2 separate regions of the Homo sapiens genome follow, and region 1 is linked to region 2. Evidence: chromatin loops called from intact Hi-C (ENCODE). Cell type or tissue: HCT116. All regions are shown on one strand.

Region 1 (8,000 bases), 720 kb before region 2:
GCACCTGAGTGTTTATCTTGCTTCCTCCTCCTATATCTATTAGCATGACTTTATTCCTTCAACAAAATAGAAGCCCAAATAAGTACCCCAAGAGAGGTCTACTTTGTCCAAAATGTTTAGAGGTCATGAATTATTTACTTTTTTTAGTGGTAGATGTTGAAAAAATGTAAAAATTAAAAGTTTTTTAATGGTAGAATTAAAATTTTCATTTAGATAAAATTTTTGCACTTTTTACAATGGTGAAGGATACACAAAATCTGTGAATTACGCCTCAGAATTCACATTACTGATTGTATGCACTTCAATAGTTATATATATATATATATATATATATATATATATATATATAAAATTTATTTAGAAATAAGGTCTCATTCTGTTGACTAGACTGGAGTGCAGTGATGTGATCACAGCTCACTGTAGCCTTGACCTCCTGGGCTCAAGCGATCCTCCTGCCTCAGCCTTCCAAGTAGTTGGGACCACAGGCCTGTGTCACCATGGCCAGCTAATTTTTAAAATTTATTTTATTCTATTTTGAAGAGATGGGATCTCACTATGTTACCCGGGCTGGTCTCGAACTCCTGTGCTCAAGGGATCTTCCTGCCTCAGTCTCCTCAAGTGCTGGGATTACAGGCATGAGCCACTGGACCCAGCCGGCTTTATAATATAAATAAAAATTCCCCTCTATGATAGTGAGGCAGGCATGCTCGATTTTTCAGTACTCTTAAACATACATGTTAAATATGTATAAGTATCTGGCATGATGTTGTGCCCCCTGAATTGCAGAGTGTTCTTTGAGTGGGGTAGAAAGACTGGGAAGCATGTCTGAATACTTAGTTATTAAAAGCAAGCTCTTAGAAGAGCCCCGGGGGAGTTTCCTATGAGCTCAGCATCCTGATATTCTCCCAGGTTTTAGAAAACTTAGGAAACGGGGAGGACCTCTGCTGGCATGTAGTTTCCAGTAAGCTCACCTTGGGATGGTGACTGGCACAGAAACTCCAGGTGATTCACACCGGGGGTCTGGCTAGACGTCCCTCATATCCCCATCTCCAGTGCCCTTGTGCTGGAATATTCTCAGTGACTCTGGTCTGCAGCATAGAAATGTCTTCTCCATTATTTTATGTCCACTCCCACCCCAGTGTGCCATCCCCCTCATCATGCTTCTGCCCAGATCCTCATCTGTGTGGTTAATGAATGGGCGACCCTTGCTGGTGACTCAGAGAACCAGACCTTCTGGAAGGGTCCCCCTGACTGCCCCACTGTGGTCCCAAGTTCACTTATTTGGATTTAGGGAGAAGGGGAAGGTAAACCTGGAAGGTCTGTGTTTCTTCTCAGCAGCGAAGTTTCTGTTTCTTTTTTTTTTTTTTTTTTGAGACGGAGTCTTGCTCTGTCACCCAGGCTGGAGTGCAGTGGCGTGATCTTGGCTCACTGCAAGCTCTGCCTCCTGGGTTCATGCCATTCTCTTGCCTCAGCCTCCAGAGTAGCTGGGACCACAGGCACCCACCACCACGCCCGGCTAATTTTTTGTACTTTTTTAGTAGAGACGGGTTTCACCGTGTTGGCCAGGATGGTCTCGATCTCCTGACCTCGTGATCTGCCCGCTTCCACCTCCCAAAGTGGTGGGGATTACAGGCGTGAGCCACCGCGCCCGGCCTGAAGTTTCTGTTTCTAGGAAGGCCACGCTTCTCCAACATGCCAGATATTAAGTTCCTCTCCATTTCGAACCCACCTATGGTTGCATGAAATTCATCTTTGTTTATATAATACAATACCTTTTTATCTACTGGCCTTTCGTTAACCTGATAAATCTTAAGCTAGCAGGATAAAATGTGAGCCAAACCAGTGTGCTGCCTTAGAATGACAAGAGCCAGTTCTCTCTCTCTTTCTCTTTTCTTTCTTTTCTTCCTTCCTTTCTTTTCTCCTTCCTTCCTTCCTTCCTTCCTCTTTCTTCCTTTCTTCCTGCTCTGTTGCCCAGTCGAGTGCAGTGGCATGATCTCAGCTCACTGCAAATGTCCACCTCTTGGGTTCAAGCAATTCTCATGTGTCTATCTCCTGAGTAGTTGGTATTACAGGTGTCTGCCACCACATCCGGCTAATTTTTTTTTTTTTTGTATTTTTAGTAGAGACAGGGTTTTACCTCCTATTGGTACTGAGATAGCAGTTTTCCCAAGAAGCCAAGTACTGACGAGCAATGTGGAGCTGGGTCTGAGGGGCAACCATGCTCTGTCTGCTGTTGGGAGCGGGCTGGGCCCCCAGCAAGAATGGACACACATTCATCCAAGGTGACCACCAGTGGACAAATGGTGACTGTTTGTGTGTGTGTGTGTGTGTGTGTGTGTGTGTGTGTGTGTGTGGTAGAGTCTCACTCTGTCGCCCAGGCTGGAGTGCAGTGGCGTGATCTCAGCTCACAGCAACCTCCGGCTCCCAGGTTCAAGTGATTCTCCTGCCTCAGCCTCCCGAGTAGCTGGGATTACAGTGTCCACCATCACACCTGGCTAATTTTTGTATTTTTAGTAGAGATGGGGTTTCATGATGTTGGTCAAGCTGATCTCGAACTCTTGACCTCAGGTGATCCACCCATCTTGGCCTCCTAAAGTGCTGGGATTACAGGCGTGAGCTACCGCGCCCTGCCAAGAGCCGGTTTTCCTTTCTCGTCTTTTTATCCTCCTCTCACCCATTGCTAGTTTTTATTCTTTCCTCTTTTGATGTAGGTTGGTGATGGGATCACGTGTGTCTGTTAAGAAGCCTTACATTTTCAGCTGCCCTCGGACACCTCCTTCATATTTTGATTATGACCTGAGTTGAATAGGGCATTTGCAGATATTTTCTGGTACTGTTCGCTGCATCTACCTCTTCCTAGTCAGTTTTTGTGTGTGTCTTAGCCCTGTTTCCGTTCTGTTCCAATCATAATAAATGGGTAACACAAATCCTAGGTCAAGAGTAAGTCTTCAGAAATTAAGAGATGATTTTTATTTTAAATGTAAATCCTGTTTTCCTGGCATGGGCAGAATTAATTTTGCTTTTGATATCCAGCACAAGAGGGCAGCATGATCTGCAGTATTTCAGTGATATAATGTAAGAGCACCTCATTGCAAAACCTGGTTTTTAATTTAAAGCTTTCTTGGAAATTCTATTTTTATAGCTTGGGTCTTTGTATCTTGATATGTGTTAATATGAAATTTAAAAAGTAATATTGTGGCGTATTATGTTTGAAACATGAAAGTCTTTGTGGAAGATATTTTTCTGATGTTGTCCTGGAATACCTAGCATTTCAAACAGGGTTTTTTTGGATTTCCTAATTACACCTTCTTGACTAGTAACTGGAATAGGCAGACGCTGACATCTTGAGTGGTTGGATGCATTTTAATTCCTGAAGCATACATTATGATTTGCTTGTATGATGTTTCTGTTTTCTTTGTAAGCATGAGTTTGCAGAGAAAGATAGTTACACAGTTAGTTTCTTTAGTTTTCTTCCACGCCAACAGAGTTAGCAGAGACATTTTATTCTTATCAGGTCTCTACAATTTCACTCTTTGTTTTGGAGAAAAGATGAGCGGTTTGTTGTCCTGTTTTCTCATGCCTAATTATGGTGACATAACATTTAGCTAAGTACACTGACTCTAATGGGTGCCAGATAAATGTTTACTTGCTTTCAATTTGTTAATTTGGCTTTAAGAACCCAAGAGCTGGTGTTGGTAGAAGTGTTTGTTTACTCTCTCAGGGAAGTAAAAGTTAATATTGGGTTACAGCCAGTGTGTTTTACACAACTGGTTTTTCTCCAGTGTGTGCGTGGGGAGTATGTGTGTGTATGTATATTTATGTTCATCGATGCCTTCAACAGTGTAACAAAAAAACCAGATTCATATCATTCTTTTTTCTTTATAGATTAAGGTAAATGAGAGCTAAAACACTAGATAAAAGAAAAAAGAAACATATTGACTTCTTCCCATGTTTCTTTTTTTTAATCCAGTGGAAGATGCTTGTGGTCACTGAGGTATGGAATGCGAATGCTAGTACTAGATTTTAAGATAGACATATTCTCCTATGTTCCCTAATCAAAAATCGAGGGTTGCCCCAGTGATTAAGATTCTCAGCTTTTAGCCAGGCGTGGTTGTAGTCCCAGCAGCTCGGGAGGCTGAGTCAGGAGGATTACTTGAGTCTGGGAGGTCAAGACTGCAGTGAGCTGTGATTGCATCACTGCACTCCAACCTGTCTCCAAAAAAAAAAAAAGAATGATTCCTTCCCAGCTTGACTGAATGGGAAGTTAGGATGTGCATCCTACAGGAATTGAGGGGAGGAGGGTGGTAGTGGTTTGAACTATTGTTCTGTTTCTGAAACCTGGAAAGGGACTCTGGAATCCACTACAAGTTGCTAAATAATTTGTGGAGAACTGAAAGCAACCTCCATGATGAGCTTTTTATATGATCAGAAAGACTGTCTTGCGATACTCTATAAAATCTGATGTCCATATCCCACTTCCTTGCCAGAAAAAAAGAGTCATCAATAAAGAAGAAACATAATTGTAGGGATACCTATTTATCTGTTTATTCAGTTCAAATGACCACTGGAGTTGGTGCTAAATGTGCATTTTTAACAAGTATAATATTTCAGCACTGTCAAAATTACCTCTACAATAATAGGCTTGTTAAATTATAGCTCTATAAGCTAGGGGGTAAGATGGCTCTGCCCAGCACACATTAATCTATGCCTGTTCACACAAGTGATTCTGCTGAGCAGGTAGCATGTTTAAACAAGAAATACTGGTCCTAAAACCTCTGATTTATGGTAGGTGTTGTTTTGACACAGCACCATTCAGACAATTTACAAGGCAAAGCTTCGTGCTAAAATATTTCCTCAGTGTCATCATTCGTCACCAGTATAAATATTCAGTAGTGATGCTGGAAAATTGGTAATATGCCCATTGATGCCAAATCACTCGCTATGTTTCCTTTCAAGTGAGATCTGTTGTGGATATGGTTAAAAGAAACTATGATTTTTCTTCCTTGAGAGCAGATGAGCTGTAAGAAATTGAGAATAACAACCGTCCTGACAGCTTTCATGTACTCAATCTTGCCTATATTGCTTTTAATTCTGGCTTAAGTCCTGCGGGCTTTCCCTCCCACCCCCTTGCCTGATGCGTATTGTAAAGAACACATTTATATGTACATTAGTTAGTTTAAGAGGCTTTTTGTGTTCAAAGGAAGAAGTTAGTCATCACCAGAAAAGCTTTGTTGCAAAACAAAAACACACATTTCCCCTTTCATTTTTTCTTGTTAATAATAACAAATGCAAGTGACTATAAAGGGAATAACACAAAAGATTGCATCAATCATAATGATTCTCAATAGCCACATAAATATTGTTTTTTCAGCTTTGAATGAAACAGCTAAGAGTTTGAAGTAGGTGTGGTAATTAAATCCTGTCGGGTTATCACAAATTAAAAATAATGTTTTTTTCACATAACAATGGTTATATGTACTTAAACTCTTATCAGGGGTGATACGAAGTCATATTTTATGGGAGTTGCTCCTTTACTGCTAATAGTATCATAAAAGCCTTTGTTAGGAGTTTAAATAGTTACGTAGTTACATATATTTGATTGCTATTGTTATTTTGTCAGTAATCTGTATGTAAGCGATTACTGTAGCACTTGTCTACAGCTGGTAAATATTGCATCATTTTGGCATAATTTTTAATCTACTAGAATGTTCTGATTCATGGTTTTTCTCCATAATAAATCATACATGGAGATACTGACAACTTAGTAACAGAGAAAGCACTGTGTTTGTCCAATAAAATGTTAAAAAGATAAAAAACTAGGGAAGAATGTGCTTTGTTCAAAGTGATAATCATGTAATATTTCAGGAAATTATAAGATGACATTTTACTTAACTGTGTTAAATTGTTTTCCTATAGTGTATATAATGTGATACCTGCATGTATTTGTATATGCCTGTATCTCTCTCTCTCTGTCTCTCTCGATATATGTAAGTTCTCCACTTCAGTCTAATGTCCGTGGCTATGGTTTTAACGCCCCCCCATTAACTGATTTGATATGTGTTGTCTTTATCTTTATCTTCGGCTAACTTGGAACTAGCTAACTTGGAACTCAGGGCTTTGTAGCATATCCCAATATCTGCTGTTAATGTGTGCTTAGTAATTTGGCATTAGCCTATGGGATGTGTGACTGATAATAGTAATTCAAGTATTGTCATTTAAAACTGTCCCCCACTGTTAGATCAACATTATAGTTCTCTGTGACCTTATTGTCAGAAAAGAATCAAAGTATCTTCATGACTTAGTTCTTAGCTGTTGGATAACCATTTCAAGGGAAAATAGAACACTGTTTCTGGAATAACCTAATGATATTCCATTAGCCACTTGCAGTGGCCGATTTCAACATGAATAAATATTGATAAGTATATTACTGAGAGCCTAATATGTATAAAGCATAGTTTTTGGACACTAAGTGGAAGTTGTTGGGATTTGCTAGCTTGAAACGCTGTTCTGTTTTACTGTAAGGCCAACTGCTTCCCCTCAAAGATTTGACTTTGAAGTTCTCATATGAGAACTCTGGTTTTCATTTATAATTGGAGTTTTAATTTGAGAGTTTTCCATTTATAACTGGAGTTTAATTTGAGTTTTATATGAGAACTGATTTTCACTTATAATTGGAGTTTTCTTATTCCATTATTTTATTCCTTCCCCCTTTATTATAAACATGATTATTTATATTGCCATGAAGACAGTGGAAAAAAAATCAGAATATTTACAACGCTGAGGTTGTGACATTTTGTTTTCCATGAAGTTTAAAACATTTTTGCTTTTATCAAGTTTTTGATAGTGTTTATGAAAATGATAGTTACATTCTAATTTAGGTAATTACGTATTTACCACCCTTGTCTTATGTTAGCCTTGTTTCCCCCTTGTCTTCCTTGCCTTGTTTTCCCCTTGTCTTCTTGGAGCTTATCTGTTGTTTCCTTGCTAAATCCCCTGAGCCCAGGATTGGATACACTGTATCTGATTAGTAAATATTTGTTGGCTGGACAGAACAAGAAATAGTTCCAAGAGTGCATTTGCATCTCTTTAAGCAACACCCATAAAGAACAATGGGACTTTACAGTGTTGAAATAAAATTAGAGTGTTTTTTGTCTTACAGCTGGTACTTATATTAAATTTAACTCTTGCTTCCAATTTTCTTTTTCAAAAGTACAGTTTGTAATAGATTACTTTGGTGGACTTTGTTTCTGATACGTGATGGCCTGAAGAGAAAAACCGTACATTGGTTCTTTGGAAGCTGTGATTCATGGAACTAGACCAAGTTCTCCTGTTGTTTACCAGTCAAAGAAATGAAACTGTCAAACACCTAATAACTTTTTTGGGGGTTTAGTTGTGTGTTGAAGGTGACTTTTAACACTCTGTGGGTTAAGCGTCTGGTACTGTATAGTTTTGTTTCATAAACTTCATGCCCTTAAGAAGTAAAGAGAGGAATTAATCCATTTAAAATCATCAGTAGACATTGAAAATCTGTTCTTGCACAGGGAGTTGAGGTGTTGAGATGCCCCAATTCTGCTAGGATCATAGTTTGTGGTAACTAAGTCGGTCACATTACTTCTCTTAGCCTCAGGGTTCTAACAGGTAAAAAGTGGCTTTTTCATTCATCAAGCATTTCTTGGTCTTCTACTCATCGTCAGTTGTGGTCCCAAACATTGAAACAAAAGTACCTGTTTTCAAGGGACTTGCAAACTTAAATAGTTGCCGACAGTGGATGATGATGATGATGATTTCTTCTCCTTCTTCTCCTTCTCCTCCTTCTTCTCCTTCTTCTCCTTCTCCTTCTCCTCCTCCTTCTTCTCCTTCTCCTCCTCCTTCTTCTCCTTCTCCTCCTCCTCCTCCTTCCTTCTTCATTCTTCTTCCTTCTTCCTTCTTTCCTCTTTGTTCTTCTTCTTCTTTTTTTTTTTTTTTCTTGAGACAGAGTCTTGGTCTGTTGCCTAGGCTGG
Region 2 (8,000 bases):
TCAATCTTTCTTAGCCCCAGTGTCTTTATTGGTAATGCCATGGAGGTGGGAGTTGGTAGGTGCTAGATGAGTCTCCAAGATCCCTTTTAGCTATAAACATCTCTGCTTCTAGGCACCCTCCTGATTATCTTCCTTGGGCTTCTTTTTCTTCTTTTCTCTATATTTTTCCTCTCCAGCTTAGAAGATGAGAATAAGCCTTGTTTTCTTTACAGGATGGAAAATGACTAAATGAAGGATCAATTCCACTCTATTGTGTAAACTAGATTTTACGGATTTTACTTAAAATCTGCAGTTTTAAACAGTAGACCTATATTACAGGATTCAATAGCTGGATACACATTGATTCTATAGTGATAAATAGAGAAGATAATAAAATTATAGAGTTTCCTGGTTAGTTGATATGCTACTGTAAACCTATTAACAAATACAGAATTACTCTTTCCAAGGAAGGCTGACTGAAGGCTGGTGAGGCTGTAAACCTGAACATGAGACAATTTGACTTGAGTCCCATTACTCTGAGGTCTCTTTGGCTGATCCTCTACCAATTTCTTTACTAGGTAGCCTCAGATGAAAAATTATTCCCACATAATGCACTGGGCTTATTTTTAAGCATTGATGTTAGATTGATTAATGTTGCCGAATACTCACAGTTACTTATGAATGCTGATCAATTAAGTCTTATCATTTGAAAGCAAACCATCTGTACAAAACATGACAATTCAGAATTAAGTGGTTATATTCTGCTATGCAATCATCAGATCATGAGGAATAAGAATGAGACAATCTTTACTACGATGTTCAGACTTATCATGATGGACCCCACTTCAGAGAAGTTAATGGCTCTTGAGATTTCCAGGCAAATTTCATCTGCTCATATCTGGTTTCTGTGCATCAGGAGTGAGACTGAAGTTCTAGGGCGTGGCTTGTCTGTCGAGGCCCCTCTCTACTGGAATGAATGAATGTAAAGAATGGGTGTTAAGAGGTCCCTGGAGCTGCCTTCAACATAAGGGGTCCTAGAGGGTGCAAGACTCATCAAGAACCAGTTTACCCCATGCAAAAGGACTGCTAAAGCCAGAGAAATGGACAAAGCCCAGTTGGAACTGAATTTGAATCTCATAAAGCTACAGGTGCATCTGAGAGCAGGCTCAGTGGTGAAGATCAAGATAGCCCGGTAAAGCCCTGCTTGGGCTTTTTAGCCTCAGCCACATGGATACCTCTCAGTTCCTGCCATTAACAATATTCATGGAAAATACAGCACTGTGTCTTTCACATGCTCCACTCTGGAAGGTTTATGCTCTGAGCTCAGGATAGTTGGGGAACACATTTTTAAATCTTGGTTTTAAACAAAAAGAGAAATTTATTAAAATGGAGATATAATTGTGCATGGTACATATATTTCTGAAAAGTTATGTATAAATCAATTATGTTAAAAGCGCCAGAAGTTACTTTTTATAAGTGAACTATTACGAATAATTTCATAAAGCAAATAACCACCTCTAGCTTATCTGTCAGGTATATCAGAATTCTCATATATCATAGTCTCATAAGACTTGGTTAAAGCAGATCTATCTTAGGTAGGAAAAAATAGTAATCGATTATACTTAGCTGCTTTTATCTGTAGTGTGGGTGACTTTTTATAACTATTATGTTTTATAATGTCTTCCTGAGAGAATTTCCTAATTTTGTAGTTCATATAAGAGAAATACAATTTTCTAGCATTTTCTGACCTTACAATAAATCAATTATGAATGCATTTTAACAAATATTAAGGTAGGATAAACCAACAGAATAAAAAGTTGGTATTTACTTACATTGAATATCATGCAAATAAACTCAGAAAATGTCACCAAATACTGTGGGCTATATTTCTCAATGATAGGGGGAAGAATTCAACCTTGGAGAAAATGACCAGATCACTTTACTGCTTATATCTTCAGTATTAGAAAAACTGCATGTATGATTTTAATAGAAATGCTTTTTATAAAGCTAACATTCAGAAATGGGATAAAATGCAATAACATCTTTCCTTTGTGCATTAAATTCCCTTCTAATTCTAAAATTGACATTTGTATCTTGCTTAGGATTTAACATTGTTAATTATAATACTTTTAATGACTAGTTTTAATCTCATTATTAAGAAGTAGAAAACTTACTAAAAAGGAAACTAAAAATAAATGTTGTTTTGCAGATTATTGTTTGTCTTTTGAGGATTATTGTTTTTTAAGTAGTGTGCATCAATTCCCATCTTTTGGGCACTCAGCATGTATATTGAAATATATATACATGTAAAATATATAATAACAACCTCAGTCTGAAAAATAATCTCTTAAACTGATATGCTATTTTCTGGTGAGTTTCCAAACAATTGCTATTTTCTGAATCTGTTTGAACAGGTAGGAAAAGGAGAGCCAGCCTTTCCTCAGGTGAAGTTACTTTTGATATTCCCCACAGTTTAGTGACTAATCCTGGGGTGGAAGCAGGTGGCTGCTTCAAGTGACTGACCAGGGAAGAGAGGTCCTGCAGTAGCTAACTTGGTGATCTCCCAGATAAGCCTTCAAGATGGGTCAATTTGTTGGAGACTCTAAGGTTGAAGCTCTTCCTATTTCTATAGTGCCTTACTTATCCTGAGTATTTTATAAATATTCTTTGAATGAATAAGTGAATGAATAAACTAATTTCAAAGTAGAATGTTTCATTCAGAGCTTCTGACATCTGTTTTAAGATGTACTGGATAAAACATAAGATCCATCTCTGCCATGAAGTTACCATACAACCTATCCTTCAGATTTTGAATTGCACGTATGCTAGGTAGAATCATACTCTATGCAACCTAACACAAGGAGATACTCTTCAGGTGTATTTTCTTTCTAGATGTATCTTCTTCCTACTATTGGTAGGCCTTAATTCTACCATTTTTAGGGACTAGGATAGGAAGTTAAGATTTCTACCCATCTCTCCTCTAAGTCCTCACACATGCCATTTTAGGATCCTCCACTGTCTGATATCCTAAAAGCTTTGTTTCAGTGGAAGGAGTTAGTGGGCAAATTATTTAGTCAGGCAAACCAATGCCTCTCTCACACTGATGGACTCAAGCAGCAATTGCTTTAGAAACTCTCCAAAGATGACAATACTTTGACTTTAGCCGTAACAGCAGTTCAAGCTGAAAAAAACCCTTATGAACTTAATTCTGCTTTGGCAGGTCATTAAATGAAATATTGAAAACCATACACAAGAGTATTGTGAACTAGAAGTTAAAGTTTTCTAAAACAAAACAAAGTTAAAAGGTTCCTATTCAATACTTGCATGCTCTGTATAATTTTCTCCACAGCTGCATGTTTGATGGAAACCATTGGCCCACTTTTGTTATTTGCCCCATCAACTTTAGTCAGACTTCTTAAATCTAATATGACTGGATTTGGTCATTCTGTTAGCCATTTTCTGCTCTTTTGGCATTTTATGAACAAACTAAAACTATCACAGCGCCTCCCAAGTATAATTGTACTGGTTGTAAATAATGCTAAGTAGAGATGCTTGAGCTTGGCCTTCTTTATTAAAACAACAGATTTCACTGCCAGAGTTATGCACCCTGATTACTCCTTCACTTTGTATGTTATTGAGGGTTTCTGAATTTGCAATTAGCCCAGTGACTGATCTTGATTACCAGGGGAGTGGAATTAGGCTTACAATAAAGCAAAACCTGCCCTCTTGTGTTTTATTAGAAAATTGCACAATGTAGTAAAGTTCTTAAAGCTATTTTCCTCTACCATGGTTGATGGTCTACCCCGAGTGGAAAAAAAGGCTGGAAGATTTGCCATGAATTCAGAAATCAGAACAGACAAAGCACAATATTTAGAAAGAAACAGTTTCCTACATAGGCTCTCACGATTCCCCGTTTAATCTATTTTGAAATGTTAAATGTTTACCAGTAAGCCAGAAAAGTTTAGAGGAACATTTCAGGCCACTGGGCAAAAATGCTTTTAGGCTTGGCAAACACACACAGAATATAATTTAGTTAAATATTATTTATATGATCACATTGCAGCTGGAAACTGGGGAAACTTATTTTTTCTATTAAAAACCGTCATCAACAAGAAAAATTTGGGGAACGTTTTTTAAAACAAATGTTGGATCAATGTATTAAAACTATATATAAATATTTGAACTCAGGTGTGGGTTGAGCAGTGTCTGAAGATGTCCTTTAGTGTGGAAAATTCGCTTTTCAAAACTGGGAGCCCATGGTGGCTTTATGTTAGGTGATTGATAAACTCAAGTGATAAAGAAAACATGGCCTCTTTCTAGTTTTTATAAACCTTTCCCCTCTAGGGAAATACACAGGTAAAGACTAAAGAGAAACACGTGCACATGTAATTTATTTGCTTATTCTGGCTAGTTTTGTTTGTCAGAAAATTGGGGCTTCGATTTTCCAGCTATGTCTACCTGCTCTTCTTTTCTGGTGGTTCTCTCTGGAAGAAGATTACAGACCTGGTGATAGTCATTGTTTTTATGGAGAGAAAGGAAAGGGAAAAACATAAGTGAAGAAACTGAAGAGTCTGATTTGAATCACATCAAATGCTGACAGAAGATGCAGTCTTTCCTGGAGAAGAACCATTAGCTTACTCCCTACTGATACACTATATAGCATACTTTGCTGAAGACCTATTTTCCAATGCGGCAAATGTATTATTATTTTAAATTATTATTATTATTTTTTGAGATGGAGTCTCACTCTGTTGCCCAGGCTGGAGTGCAGCGGCGAGATCTTGACTCACTGCAGGCTCCACCTCCTGAGTTCGAGCGATTCTCCAGCCTCAGCCTCCTGAGTAGCTGGGACTACAGGTGCACACCACCATGCCATGCTAATTTTTGTACTTTAAGTAGAGATGGGGTTTTGCCATGTTGGCCAGGCTGGTCTCCAGCTCTCGACCTCAGGTGATCCACTTGCCTGGACCTCCCGAAGTGCTGGAAATATAGGCGTGAGCCACCGTGCCCCACCCTGATATTATTATTTAATAATACTACTTAAGGTTTCATTTCCAGTATTTTTATTTGTTTTTTCAAATAGCAAGATTTGTCTTGATCATTGCCACTAATCAGTTTTTCCTTCCTAAAATTATTTTTGTATTTTGAGTCTTGCATTTCATGTCAAGGAGGTGTGCACAGCAGAGACATGTATGTCTTGGTGCTTTAAGTCATTAGGCTCATTTGTACGAGCAAATGACTGGTCTCGAAAACAGAAGCGTAATCTCTATAATAATCCGTGCAGTTAGCTATTGCTTCTTTTTCTCTTCTTCAACTGTGGCAAGCACACAACTTTCAGGCTTTCCTAGCTTGAAGTCTGATTTGAGCTGCCCATTTTCTTTTCATTTTAGGCATTTTACAATTCCGAGACGTGTAGCATTTTTATAAACTCAAGGTCATTTTCTTTCTTTCTGTGCATATCTCTCCTCACTGATGTCCTCTTATCAAGATGCAGGCTTCTTTGTGTTTTTAACATTTTTACTTGAGATATTTCCAACGCTTTGATTCCGTGCTGACTCTAAATCGTTTGCTGTCAGCTACACTTAGTGCAGATCTGGTGCGTCTCGGCCGCCGCTCAGTCCACCGAGCTCTTGACAGCATTATCGGGCCTCTCCAACAATCAAAGGGCTCTTGCAACCCAGTAACATGCAAATTTGTTCTTTATCTGCTTCAGTCTGTCGCAGCGCACATTTTGCAGCTTAGCTGCACAAAAGCAGGCGTGATGAAAATCATTCTGAAGTTGACGCTGGGAGTAATGGGTATAAATTCATTGTTTTTAAGCAACCGCTACTCACAACATGCAATTACAGTGAACTCACCTTGCAACTAGATGGCTGCCTTAGAGCTGGTTTCCCCTTGCTGGAGAGATGATGCAATTGAGCGGCTTTTATCACAGGGCAATCTGCTCACCCTTGCTGTACTTGTCAGCAGGTAATCCCCCTGCTGCTCTCTGGGTTTGCCCAGGCTTCTGGGTGTGTGCTTATCTATACACAGTCCCAGGAGAAAACAAATCCTCCTCTAGGTGCGGCAGCTCCTTCCCTTTTTATGTCTGTCAGCTTACCCGACTAGAACTTGTTCCTTTCCAATGAACACTAAAAATGCCACCAGGAAATATTAATCTCAAAAAGCCCACTATATTTTTTTCTACTTGAACCACCAATAAGTGACTTGACCTCCCTGTAAGAAATCTCTGGAAGTCTAAGATAAGGGTTCTTGGCTCCCATGAATAACATGGTCTTTCCTGAGCCCAGTGACAAGTTAGTTTCAACACACTCTGGCGTAATTGTAATTTTCTCTGTAGAAGCGAGCACTGAGTCTGTGGTCAGGGAGGGCTCTCAAGGGATATTTTCAATGATAAAGGGGCACTTTGGGAATAAAATATGAACAGGCCTCAGCCGACGTGGAAGTGAAACATGTTAGGAGAGAGTTTTTTCTTTTTCCTTTTCCTTTTCATTTCTTTTTTTCTTTTTTTCGTGTAAGAGAAACATAACATAAAATTTGCCATCTGAACCTTTTTAAAGTGTACAATTGAGTGGCATTCAGCACGTTTACAATATTCTACAACCGTTACCACCATGTTTCCAGAGCTTTTTCATCATCCCAAATAGAACTCTGTACTGTTAAAAGAAAACTTCAGACAAATTAAATTTGATGGAATTTAATTGAGCGAAAAGAAGAATTAACCGTTCGTGAATCGGGCAGCCCCCAGAATCACAGCAGATTCAGAAAGACTCCAGGGGTGCCTCGTGGTCAGAAAAAAATATAGACAAAAAAAGGAAAGCGATGTACAAGGATTGGAAGTGAGGTACAGAGATAGCTGGATTGGTTACAGGTTGGCATTTGCCTTATTTGAACACAGTTTGAACACTCAGCAGTCTATGAGTGGCTGAAGCATGGCTGCTGGAATTGGCCAACACTCAGCTATTGTTACAGGCTGCATACTCCTAAGTTAGGTTTTCAATCTTGTCTTCCTATTAAGCTAGGTTAGGTTTGTCCACAAGGACTCAAATATAGAAGTACACAGTCCTTCTCAGGCCATATTTAGTTCACTTTAACAGTACCCATTAAATGGTAACTCCCTCCCTATGCCTCCTCCCACCAGCCTCTGGCAACCTCCAACAAGGCTTTGGGAAGTTCCTTCCATCTCCATCCTGAGACCCTCAGCTCTGTGATTTGGATGGGAATCTAACTGTCTTAAACAAATTACTCTATTCCAGACCCTTGGCCATGGTGTCTCAGCCATGAATGTGAAACTGAAAGCCAAATAATGGAAAGGCACTTTTGCTGAGGGTTCTGAGAAATGAGGCCCAAAGACCAGGTCTCACCCCTGAGTCACATGATGTGAAGATGTGAAGGCTGGAAATGTAGCAGCCATCTTACCTGCTAGAGGATTTATAGTGGCCACTTATTAAAAAATTTAATTTAATTTAGAAGTAGCCACTTAAAAAAATTAATTTAGACCAGTTTGAGTTGGGGGTTTCTCTTACAAGATAAATAATCTTAACTAATGAACTCATCTTCAGAGAATTTAAAAAGAAAATGAGGAAACAGAAGCATTGGCTTTCTTGCTTATTTATTTGTAGATACCATATTCCATGTTTTTAAGTGAGTAAAAAAATTTTTTTTTCTTTGTTCTTTAAAGATTGCAAGAAACGGAGTGATGTAGCAATTCATAGTGAAGGATGCCAGCAATATACAGAAACAGGAGCATGTAGTGGTTCAGCATGGCCTCTGGAGGCAGACAGAGAACGGGCATTTAAATTCTAGCTCAATCATTTATTTAGCATGTAATTTTTCTTTAACTTGTATTTTCTAACTGCTCTGGACTTTAGTTTCCCTGTCTGCAGAAGGATGTTGATGCCCCTCTTGTTCCATTTACACACACACAGAGGCTGTTGTTAGAATGAATTGAGTTAATCTATGTAACTTCTTCAGAACAGTGCCTGTCATTAGACGGGGTGGTTTAAACAATGGAAATGTAT

What was found. Hi-C counts contacts between places; a loop is a spot of excess contacts. Peaks named below come from ENCODE experiments on the same cell type or tissue, not always from the same donor. Only the 100,000 strongest peaks of a DNase experiment are listed, where the experiment ranks them.
Region 1: it touches region 2 in a loop (4-fold over the local background); 6 of 110 quality-filtered maps call a loop at or near these places.

The regions. Positions count from the first base shown.
Region 1 is chr13:95,151,443-95,159,442 of GRCh38, reverse strand. All of the region lies in intron 19 of ABCC4 (ATP binding cassette subfamily C member 4 (PEL blood group)), which reads left to right. Among named protein-coding and RNA genes, the nearest start is that of SNORD13G, 55 kb to the left of the region's middle. In HCT116, a CTCF peak has its summit at 3,028 (motif pointing right); no DNase peak of the experiment used is centred here.
Region 2 is chr13:94,431,496-94,439,495 of GRCh38, reverse strand. It overlaps DCT (dopachrome tautomerase), which reads left to right. Exons shown (of 8, transcript NM_001922.5): 8 at 1-2,685. Among named protein-coding and RNA genes, the nearest start is that of DCT, 44 kb to the left of the region's middle. In HCT116, a CTCF peak has its summit at 3,706; a DNase peak (open chromatin) is centred at 3,715; H3K27me3 peaks cover 1,076 bases.